Linked DNA regions of Homo sapiens: region 1 is linked to region 2. The links are chromatin loops, found by intact Hi-C in ENCODE. Cell type or tissue: prostate gland. All regions are shown on one strand. Links, peaks and the distances in the headings refer to the core of each region. The heading gives the core; the rest is flanking DNA.

Region 1 (4,923 bases), core at 1,091-3,590, 640 kb after region 2:
CATTTGTGAAAGTGCTTTCTCATGCCTTAGCTGTTTTGTGTTAGCTTCATGGCAGGACTACCAGGGAGGCAAATCGTATTTTATTATCCCAAATACACAGTTGAAAATCTAAAGGGCCACATCATGCTACAGGGTCACACAGTCAATGACAGAGAAGCAAGCAGAAGTCCCTTCACTGTTCTTAAAAAATTAGGCTGGGCATGGTGGCTCATGCCTCTAATTTCAGCACTTTGGGAGGCCGAGGAGGGTGGATCAGTTGAGGTCAGGAGTTCAAGATCAGCCTGGCCAACATGGTGAAACCCTATCTCTACTAAAAATACAAAAAAATAGCTGGGCGTGGTTGTGCATGCCTGTAATCCCAGCTACTAGGGAGGCTGAGGCCAGAGACTCGCTTGAACCCAGAAGATGAAGGTTGCAGTGACCCGAGATTGCACCACTGCACTCCAGCCTGGGCTGCAGAGTAAAACTCTGTCTCAAAAAAAAAAAATTAAAGGGCATCTTACTTTAAGAATTTGGTGATTTTCTCTTTAATTTATTATCAACGGGGTATGACAGGCTGGGCACAGTGGCTCACATCTGTAATCCCAGCCCTTTGGAAGGTTGAGGCAGGAGGATTGCTTGAGCCCAAGAGTTTGAGACCACCCTGGACAACACAGCAAGACCCCATCTCTACACAAATAAAAAAATTAACTGGGCATAGTGGCACACGCCTGTAGTCCCAGGTACTCGGGAAGCTGAGGCAGGAGGATACTTGAGCCTAGGAGTTTCAGGCTGCAGTGAGCTATGATCATGCCACTGAATACCAGTCTGGGTGACAGAGGAAGACCCTGTCTCAAACAAACAAAAAGAGTATGGTTAATCAATAACAAGTGTTGGCAAGGATATGGAGTAATTGGAACCCTCAGACATCACTGGTAGGAATGTAGAATGGTGCAGCCTTTGTGGAAGACAGTCTGGCAGTTCCTCAAAAAGCTAAACATAGGACCCAGCAATTCCACTATTAAATATATACTGAAGAGAACTAAAAACATATGCTTACAATAACTTGCATATGAACATTCGTAGCAGCTAAAAATGGAAACAACCCAAGTGTCCATCAACTGACGGAGAGACAAACAAAATGTGGTATATCTATACAATGGAATATTATTCAGACACAAAAAGGGGTGCAGCACTGATACATGCTACAACATGGATAAACTTTGAAAACACTGAACTCAGTGAAAGAAGCCAAACACAAAAAGGTCACATATTGTATTATTGCATTTATATGAAATGTCTGGAATGCGGAAATCTTTAAAAATAGAAAGTAGATCAATAATTGTTAAAGGCTTCAGGAGGGAGAATGGAGAGTTGCTGCTAATGAGTATGGGATTTCTTCTGGGGACTGTATTAGTCAGGTCTATCTAGAGAAACAGAACTAACAGAAGACAGATGATTGATTGATTGATAGAGATAGATAGGTAGATAGATAGATAGAGCAATTTATTATGTGAACTGGCTCATGCAATTATGGAGGCTGAGAAATCCCATAATATGCTGTCTGCAAGCTGGAGAACTGAGAAAGCCAGTGGTGTAATTATCCTAATTCTGAAGGCCTGAGAACCAGGAACTCAAACATCTAAGACCAGAAGATGGATATCCCAGCTCAAAAAGAGGGATGATAAAATATTCCGCAATTAGATAGCGGTGGTGGTTGCACAGCCTCGTAGTTATTCTGAAAATGTCGAAATTGCACATTATTGTTTGTGAATCATATCTCAATTTTTTAATGGTATGGCAAATCAATAATTCTGTATCACTCCTCTATATCCCAACAGAAAATTCCCTGGAAGCAACACAAAAGAGTGTAGACTTTGGGAAAAGATGGAGCATTTTTAAATTCTTCCCTTCCACTATGACCTCCAGAACCTGAGCATTTTATTTAACTTCTCTAAGCATCAGCTTTCTTACCTGTAAAATGAAGGCAAGATTACCTATCTTATAAAGTTGTTGTGAGGATTAAATGAAACCATCTAAGTAAAACAGCTAGTCCTCTACCACACATTTAATAGGTATGAATAAATGACTGCTCTTATCATTATGCTTTTATTATTACTATAATTATTTTCACATATTTCTGATCTTTCATATCTAATAACTTTAGTAATATTTTTATTTGACACTTCTAATCACAGAGGTATCAAATTTTCTTTTCTGTGAACATAATCTTGATGAATTCTTAGAAAATATGGCTTAAAGGAAAATCTATTTTTAGCACACTGAGACATCTACTGTGCCCCCTCCATGGAATAAATAATAATTAACAAAGCAGCTGCGGGGAAAAAAGCACATCCCATGAATTTATTCAATGCATTATGAATAGCAATAGAATTGTTTGCCCATTGCACCCCCTTGTGAGAGCTCAAGGTAACTACCTTTATTCAAGAGAGTAGGTGGTTTTGAGCCTTGCAATTCAAAGTTTGGTCCTTAGTTCAGCAGTATGGGCATCACATAAATGATTGTTAGAAACTTATTTACTTATTTTTCTCTCTTTAATTTTAGGTTATTTTAGGGTCAGGGGGTACATGTGCAGGTTTGTTACATTGGCAAATTGTGTGTTGCAGGGATTTGGTGTACAGATTATTGCATCACCCAGCTAATAAGCATGGTATCTGATAGGCAGTTTTTCATTCCTTACCCCCCTCCCACCTTCCATTCTCAAATAGGTCCCAGTGTCTATTGTTCCCTTCCTTGTGTCTACGTGTACTCAATGGTTAGCTCCCATTTATAATGAGAACATGTGGCATTTGGTTTTCTGTTCCTGTGTTAATTCACTTAGGGTAATGGCCTCCAGCTCCATCCATGTTGCTGCAAAGGACATGATCTCATTCTCTTTTATGGCTGCATCATATTCCATGGTGTATATGTACAACATTTTCTTTATTCAGTTCACCATTGATGGGCGTTTAGGTTGATTCCATGTCTTTGCTATTGTGAATATTGCTGCAATGCACATACATACGCATGTATGTGTCTTTATGATAGAATGATTTTTATTCCTTTGGGTATATACCCAGTAATGAGATTGCTGGGTCAAATAGTAGTTCTGTTTTAAGTACTTTCAGAAATATCCAAACTGCTTTCCACAGTGACTGAACTAATTTACACTCCCACCAGCAGTGTGTAAGCATTCCCTTTTCTCCACAACCTCTCCAGCATCTGTTACTTTTTGACTTTTTAATAAATAGCCATTCTGACTGCTGTGAGATGGTATCTCATGGTGGTTTTGACTTGCATTTCTCTGATGGTTAGTGATGTTGAGCATTTTATCATATGCTTGTTGGCCATGTGTATGTCTTCTTTTGAGAAGTGTCTGTTCACATCCTTTGCCCATTTTTTAATAGAGTTGTTTGCTTTTGCTTGTTAATTTGTTTAAGTTCCTCACAGATTTTGGACATTAGACCTTTGTTGGATGCATAATTTGCAAATATTTTCTCCCATTCTGTAGGTTGTCTGTTTACCCTGTTGATAGACTTTTGTTTGTGTTTGTGGTGCAGGAGCTCTTTAGTTCAGTTAGATCCCATTTGTCAATTTCTGGTTTTGTTGCGATTGCTTTTGGCATCTCCGTCATGAAATCTTTGCCAGGGCCTACGTCCAAAATGATATTTCTTAGGTTTTCTTCTAGGGTTTTTATGGTTTTGGGTTTTACATTTGTCTTTAATCCATCTTGAATTAATTTTTGTATATGTTGTAAGGAAGAGGTCAAGTTTCAACCTTCTGCATATGGTTGGCCAGTTATCCCAGCACCATTTATGAATAAGGATTCCTTTCCTTGTTGCTTGTTTTGTCAAGTTTGTTGAATATCAGATAGTTGTAGGTGTACAGTCTTATTTCTGGGTTCTGTATTCTGTTCCATTGGTCTATGTGTCTGTTTTTGTACCAATACCATGCTGTTTTGGTTACTGTAACCCTGTAGTAGAGTTCAAAGTTGGGTAGTGTGATGCCTCCAGCTTTGTTCTTTTTGCTTATTATTGCCTTGGCTATTTGGGCTCTTTTTTGGTTCCCTATGAATTTCAAAATAGTTTTTTCTAGTTTTGGGAAGAATCTCAATGGTAGTTTAATAGGAATAGCATTGAATCTATAACTTGCTTTGGGCAGTATGGCTATTTTAACAATATTGATTCTTCCTATCCATGAGCATGGAATGTTTTTCTATTTGTGTCATCTCTGATTTCTTTCAGCAGCATTTTGTAATTCTCATTGTAGAGACCTTTCACCTCCCTCATTAGGTATATTCCTAGGTACTTTGTTTTTGTGTATGACTATTGTGAATGCAATAGTCATGAATTGCATTCTTGATTTGGCTCTCAGTTTGGACATTGTAGGCATATAGAAATGCTACTGATTTTTATACATTGATTTTGTATCCTGAAACTTTGTTGAGGTTGTTTATCAGCTCTAGGAGCTTTTGAGAAGAGACTATGGGGTTTTCTAGGTATAAAATCATATAGTCTTCAAACAAAGATAGTTTTACTTCCTCTCTTCCTATTTGGATGCCTTCTTTTTGTTTTTGTTTGTCTGTTTTTGGGACAGGGTCTGACTCTGTCACCCAGGCTGGAGTGCAGTGGCATGATCTTACCTCACTGCAACCTCTGCATCCAGGGCTCAAGCCACCCTTGCACCTCAGCCTTCCAAAGTGCTGGGATTACAGACATGAGCCACCGTTCCTGGCCTAAGATGCCCTTTATTTCTGTCTCTTAGATCTGATTGCTCTGGCTAGGACTTTCAGTACCATATTAAATAGGAGTGGTTAGAATGGGCATCCTTGTCTTTCTCTGGCTCTCAAGAGGAATGCTCCCAGCTTTTGCCTGTTCAGTATGATGTTGGCTGTGGGTTTCTCATAGATGGCTCACTATTTTGAGGTATGTCCCTTCAATGACT
Region 2 (4,923 bases), core at 963-3,462:
TTACAGGCATGAACCACTGTACCCTGCACCTCTGGCAAGTTTTAAAAGTACTGATGCCTGGGCTCCACCTGCTCCTGTGATTTGGATTCAATTGGTGTGGGATGAAGCCCCAGTGTAAGTAATTTTTTTAAGTTATCCAAGTGATTCTTAACGTGCGGTCTGGGTTGAGAGCACCCGAATTTAATTTAAGCGACTTTGGACAGCAGTCATCCGACCACAGCTTAAACAGAGAACAGTCCCCAAGAGTGTGGGGCCAAACTGCTGGGAAAGACTTTTCAATGATTAGATTCAGGGTGAGTTGATTAAAGGAATACTCGAAGATTATGCAGCAAAAGATCAAGTTGTACCTAGGTGTTCACTTATTTTAAAGCTTGTACAAAACATTATCTGACAACTTGACTAAAGTTGTTTAACCTAGTAATTTTTTTAAAGAGGGTTTTGTTATAATAAAATGTGGGGAGAACATCTCATGACTCCAATAAACTCAGGCTTCAATACCATGGGATATGAGGTATGGGGTAGTGGAATAAACATGAGCTTTGAGAACAGAACAAAGTAGGTATAAAACCTGTGCTGCCAGTTTTTAGCTGCAGGACCTGAGGTGGCTCACTGAAGCTTTCTGAGCCTGGAGTACTTCATCTGTAAGATGGGGATGATAATACCTGTTTTTTAGGAAGCTTGTGAGGATGAAATGGGATGGCGTATTTAAAGCATGTTTGTTGGTTAGACTCTTTGATGTCAGAGCCACCTGGGTTAATTTGGGTTTATGGTGAAGATGCTCAGGGAAGGTAACAGTCATGAGCCCTAGCTGGAATTCCTTGGGGCTACTGTACTGTCTTTGGGATGGGAGGCAGTCCTGGCCACCCCCACATCAGGCATCATTCATTCTGGTGTTCTATCATAATCATGGTTCATATACTTTCCATGTCTTTTCTTTGACTGTGGATGAAGGGTCTCTTCCCTGTTTTATTTTGGAAGTCCAATTAGCTGGACCTGCTACCCTCCTGTATAGGAGCCCTGCTTACTACAGCTTCCACCCCAGGCCACTTCACAGGCTTCTGGCTGACCCTAGATGGCTGCTCAGGGAGAGTGGTGAGGTCACATGGCACCGAGCTTGCATGGGGAGCCTTTGTGCTTCCCAGAAGGGGAGTCGATGGCAGGCAAATGTCTGGTCTGGCCTGTGGTTCTGTTCTGCGTGTTCCAGCCCTTAGGAGCTCACTAAATAGCAGCTGGGCCAGGCGCAGTGGCTCACATCTGTAGTCCCAGCACTTTTGGAGGCTGAGGCCAGAGGATTGCTTAGGGCCAGGAATTTGAGACCAGCATGGGAAACAGCTCAAGTGATCCACCTACCTAGGTCTCTCAAAGTGCTGGGATTATAGGCATGAGCCACCATGCCCAGGTGGCTGTTATAGTACATTGTGTTTTATCATTGGTAAAACTGTTTTTAAATTTTGTAATATCTTTTCTTAGGTATTTTAGATGAAATATTAAGTTTGGTTGTTCCATAGCATTCCTTCAATATCTTTTATATGATATCTATTGGGGAATAGAGAAGCCTCATCTCTATTAAAAAATAAAATTAGGCCTGGCATGTTGGCTCACGCCTGTAATCCCAGCACTTTGGGAGGCCAAGGCAGGTGGATCACGAGGTCAGGAGTTCAAGACCAGTCTGGTCAACATGGTGAAACCCCGTCTCTACTAAAAATACATAAATTAGCAGGGTGCAGTGGTGGGCGCCTGTAGTCCCAGCTACTCAGGAGGCTGAGGCAGAAGAATCACTTGAACCCAGGAAGTGGAGGTTGCAGTGAGCCGAGATCTTGCCACTACACTCTAGCCTGGGTGACAGAGCGAGACTCCGTCTCAAAAAAATTAAATTAAATTTAATTTAAATTAAAAAGAAAAAAAAAAGACCAGTTGTGGTGGCTCATGCCTGTAATCCCAGCACTTTGGAAGGCCAAGGTGGGCGGATCATTTGAGGCCAGGAGTTCGAGACGAGCCTGGCCAACATGGTGAAACCTGGTCTCTACTAGAAATACAAAAATTGGCCCGGCGTGGTGACACACACCTGTAATCCCAGCTACTCGGGAGGCTGAGACACAATAATCGCTTGAACCCGGGAGGTGGAGGCTGCAGTGAGCCAAGGTCGCACCACTGCGCTCCAGCCAGGGCAACAGAACGAAACTCTGTCCGTCTCAAACAAGGACAACAAAAAAGCAGCTGAAATGTCAAAAACCCTTTTTTTGTCTGGCTATGACTCAAAGTCCCCACTAGAGGGCAGGAAACTTACATTTAAGATGGATTTTATGTTCTAAAGGTTAATAAACTGGATAAATGATAATGATTATTGAAATCATAGTCATAGGTAACAATTGTCGCACACTTTCTAAGATCCAGGCACTCCTCTAAGCACTTTATATGCATTATAGTATTTAAGTTATTTACTGTATTCTCTTTACCTACTTCTTACCATAAATTGTAGCCATGCAATTATCAGTTAACTTGCTCTTCACTTCTGTCCCCACCACTGGACTGGAAGTTCCATGAGGATAGTGTCTGTTTTATTCACTATTCTATACTTAGTACTGTGTCTGGAATATTGTAGTGGCTGAATAAGTACTTGTTGAATGAATAAAAGAATCCTGACTTCAAAACCAAAAGATGGGGGCTGTTTTTTTTTATTTGTTTATTTTTTAGTTTCTGGGACAGGGTCTAACTCTGTCTCCCAGGCTGAAGGGCAGTGGCACAGTCATGGCTCACTGCAGCCTCAGCCTCCTGAGCTCAAGCGATCCTCCCAAGCAGCTGAGACTATAGGTGCACACCACCATGTCCGACTAATTTTTGTATTTTTTGTAGAGAGGGGTTTTGCCATGTTGCATAGGTTGCTCTTAAACTCCTGGGCTCAAGTGATCCACCTACCTCGGTCTCTCAAAGTGCTGGGATTATAGGCATGAGCCACCACGCCCAGGTGGCTGTTATAGTACATTGTGTTTTGTCATTGGTAAAACTGTTTTTAAATTTTGTAATATCTGTTCTTAGGTATTTTAGATGAATTATTAAATTTGATTGTCCCATAGTGTTCCTTCAATATCTTTTATAGGATATCTATTGGGGAAATCTCTGTTCTTTTGTAGAAAATTGACAGGCATTGTCAAACTAAAATAAATAAGGACCTCCTTATAGATTAAGAGCTAATTTATTATCTTGGTAATGGGTATTGTAATTATCCGGAGGAATTTGTGGATTTATATTCAACAAACGCTGACCTCATGCCAGACACTGTTCTAAAGACTGCATCCTTACAAAGTTTCTATTATTAGGTCCATTTTACGGATGAGGAAACTGAGGCACAGAGATAGTAAGGAACTTGCCCAATATATCACAAGTAGTAAATTGAACAGCTGGAATTCAAACTCAGGTATTCTGGCTGCGAACTCCAAATACATAATTGCTATGCTGCCTCTAAATTTCACTTAATGATTTTATACAATTATTACAAAAAGCAACAGCTTCATTGGTAATGATTCTGATAGGACACAGAAAAATAAATCTGGGAGAACTTCTGTGCATTTTTTCTAATTGACTTTCAATCCATTTGAAATAATAGGGATGGGAAAAGAATTACAAATAGGTCAGAAGCTGTTGTTTCCTGTCCAAATCTTGTTTCTAGCCAGGGAGTTATTTTGCCAGCACATGATGAAAAATTATAAACTGTAATCCCCTTTCTAAAAGACCAAACACACTAACCAACTAACACACAAAAGCCAGCCTGCTATAGGGCAGAGCTCTTGGAATATCAACAGAAAAGCCAAAACATACAATGCAAAAATCTTTCAGTATCATCAAAATGCAACACAATTTCAGCCAAGTAAGTTTTGCAATAAAAATAACATACAACAATCATATGACCCAGTAATTCCATTCCTGAGTATATACTCCAAAGAATAGAAAATAGGTATTTAAACAAAAACTTAGCATGAGTATTCATATCAGCACAATTCACAATAGCCAAAAGGTGGAAACAACTCAAATGTCTATCAGTGAATGAATAGATAAACAATAAAAGATATATCCACACAATGGAGTATTGTTCAATCATAAGAAAGAGTGAAGTGTTGATATATGCTACAACATAGAATGAACCTTGAAAACATGATGAGTGAAAGAAAACAGAACAAAAAGTCACACACTGTATGATTCCACTTATTTGAAATATCCAGAGTAGTCAAATGTTTAAAGGAAGAAAGCAGAGTGATTGCCAGTGGCTGGGAACAGAGGGAAGGGAGAATGACTTCTTTTTTTTTGAGTCTCACTCTTTCACCCAGTCTGGAGTGCAGTGTCTCCATCTCGGCTCACTGCAACCTCCGCCTCCCAGGTTCAAGAGATTCTTGTGCCTCAGTAATCCCAGTAGCTGGTATTACAGGCGTGCACCACCATACTCTGCTAATTTTTGTGTTTTCAGTAGAGACGGGGTGTCTCCATGTTACTCAGGCTGGTCTCGAACTCCTGACCTCAGGTGGTCCACCTGCCTCAGCCTCCCAAAATGCTGGGATTACAGGCATGAGCCACCGCTGAGAATGACTTCTTAATGGATATGAGGTTTCTCTTTGGGGTGATGAAAATGTTTTAGAAGTAGATAGAGGTGGTGATTGTACAACATTGTGAATGTACTAAATGCTGCTGAACTGTTTATGTTAAATGGTTAAAATGGTGAGTTTTCTATAGTGTGAGTTTTACCCCACATAAATAAAAAGCTCAACCTACAACCAATTTTAAAATAAAACTTACCTATGTTTTAAGACTATAAAATATTCCATTTTTATGTACAATGACAACCTACAAAGATTTCTGCATCCTTTTGGTTAAAATGTAACCAATCACCAAGTGCTATCATTTGTTTCTTTTGCCTTGTGTATTTGCTAAGTG

Evidence for each region. Peaks named below come from ENCODE experiments on the same cell type or tissue, not always from the same donor. Only the 100,000 strongest peaks of a DNase experiment are listed, where the experiment ranks them.
Region 1: it touches region 2 in a loop (7-fold over the local background); 36 of 110 quality-filtered maps call a loop at or near these places.

The regions. Positions count from the first base shown.
Region 1 is chr9:109,571,959-109,576,881 of GRCh38, reverse strand. No RefSeq gene overlaps it. Among named protein-coding and RNA genes, the nearest start is that of MIR3927, 63 kb to the right of the region's middle. In prostate gland, for the core only: a CTCF peak has its summit at 2,404; a DNase peak (open chromatin) is centred at 2,401.
Region 2 is chr9:110,215,180-110,220,102 of GRCh38, reverse strand. No RefSeq gene overlaps it. Among named protein-coding and RNA genes, the nearest start is that of C9orf152, 9.5 kb to the right of the region's middle. In prostate gland, for the core only: a CTCF peak has its summit at 2,257 (motif pointing right); a DNase peak (open chromatin) is centred at 2,242; H3K27ac peaks cover 405 bases.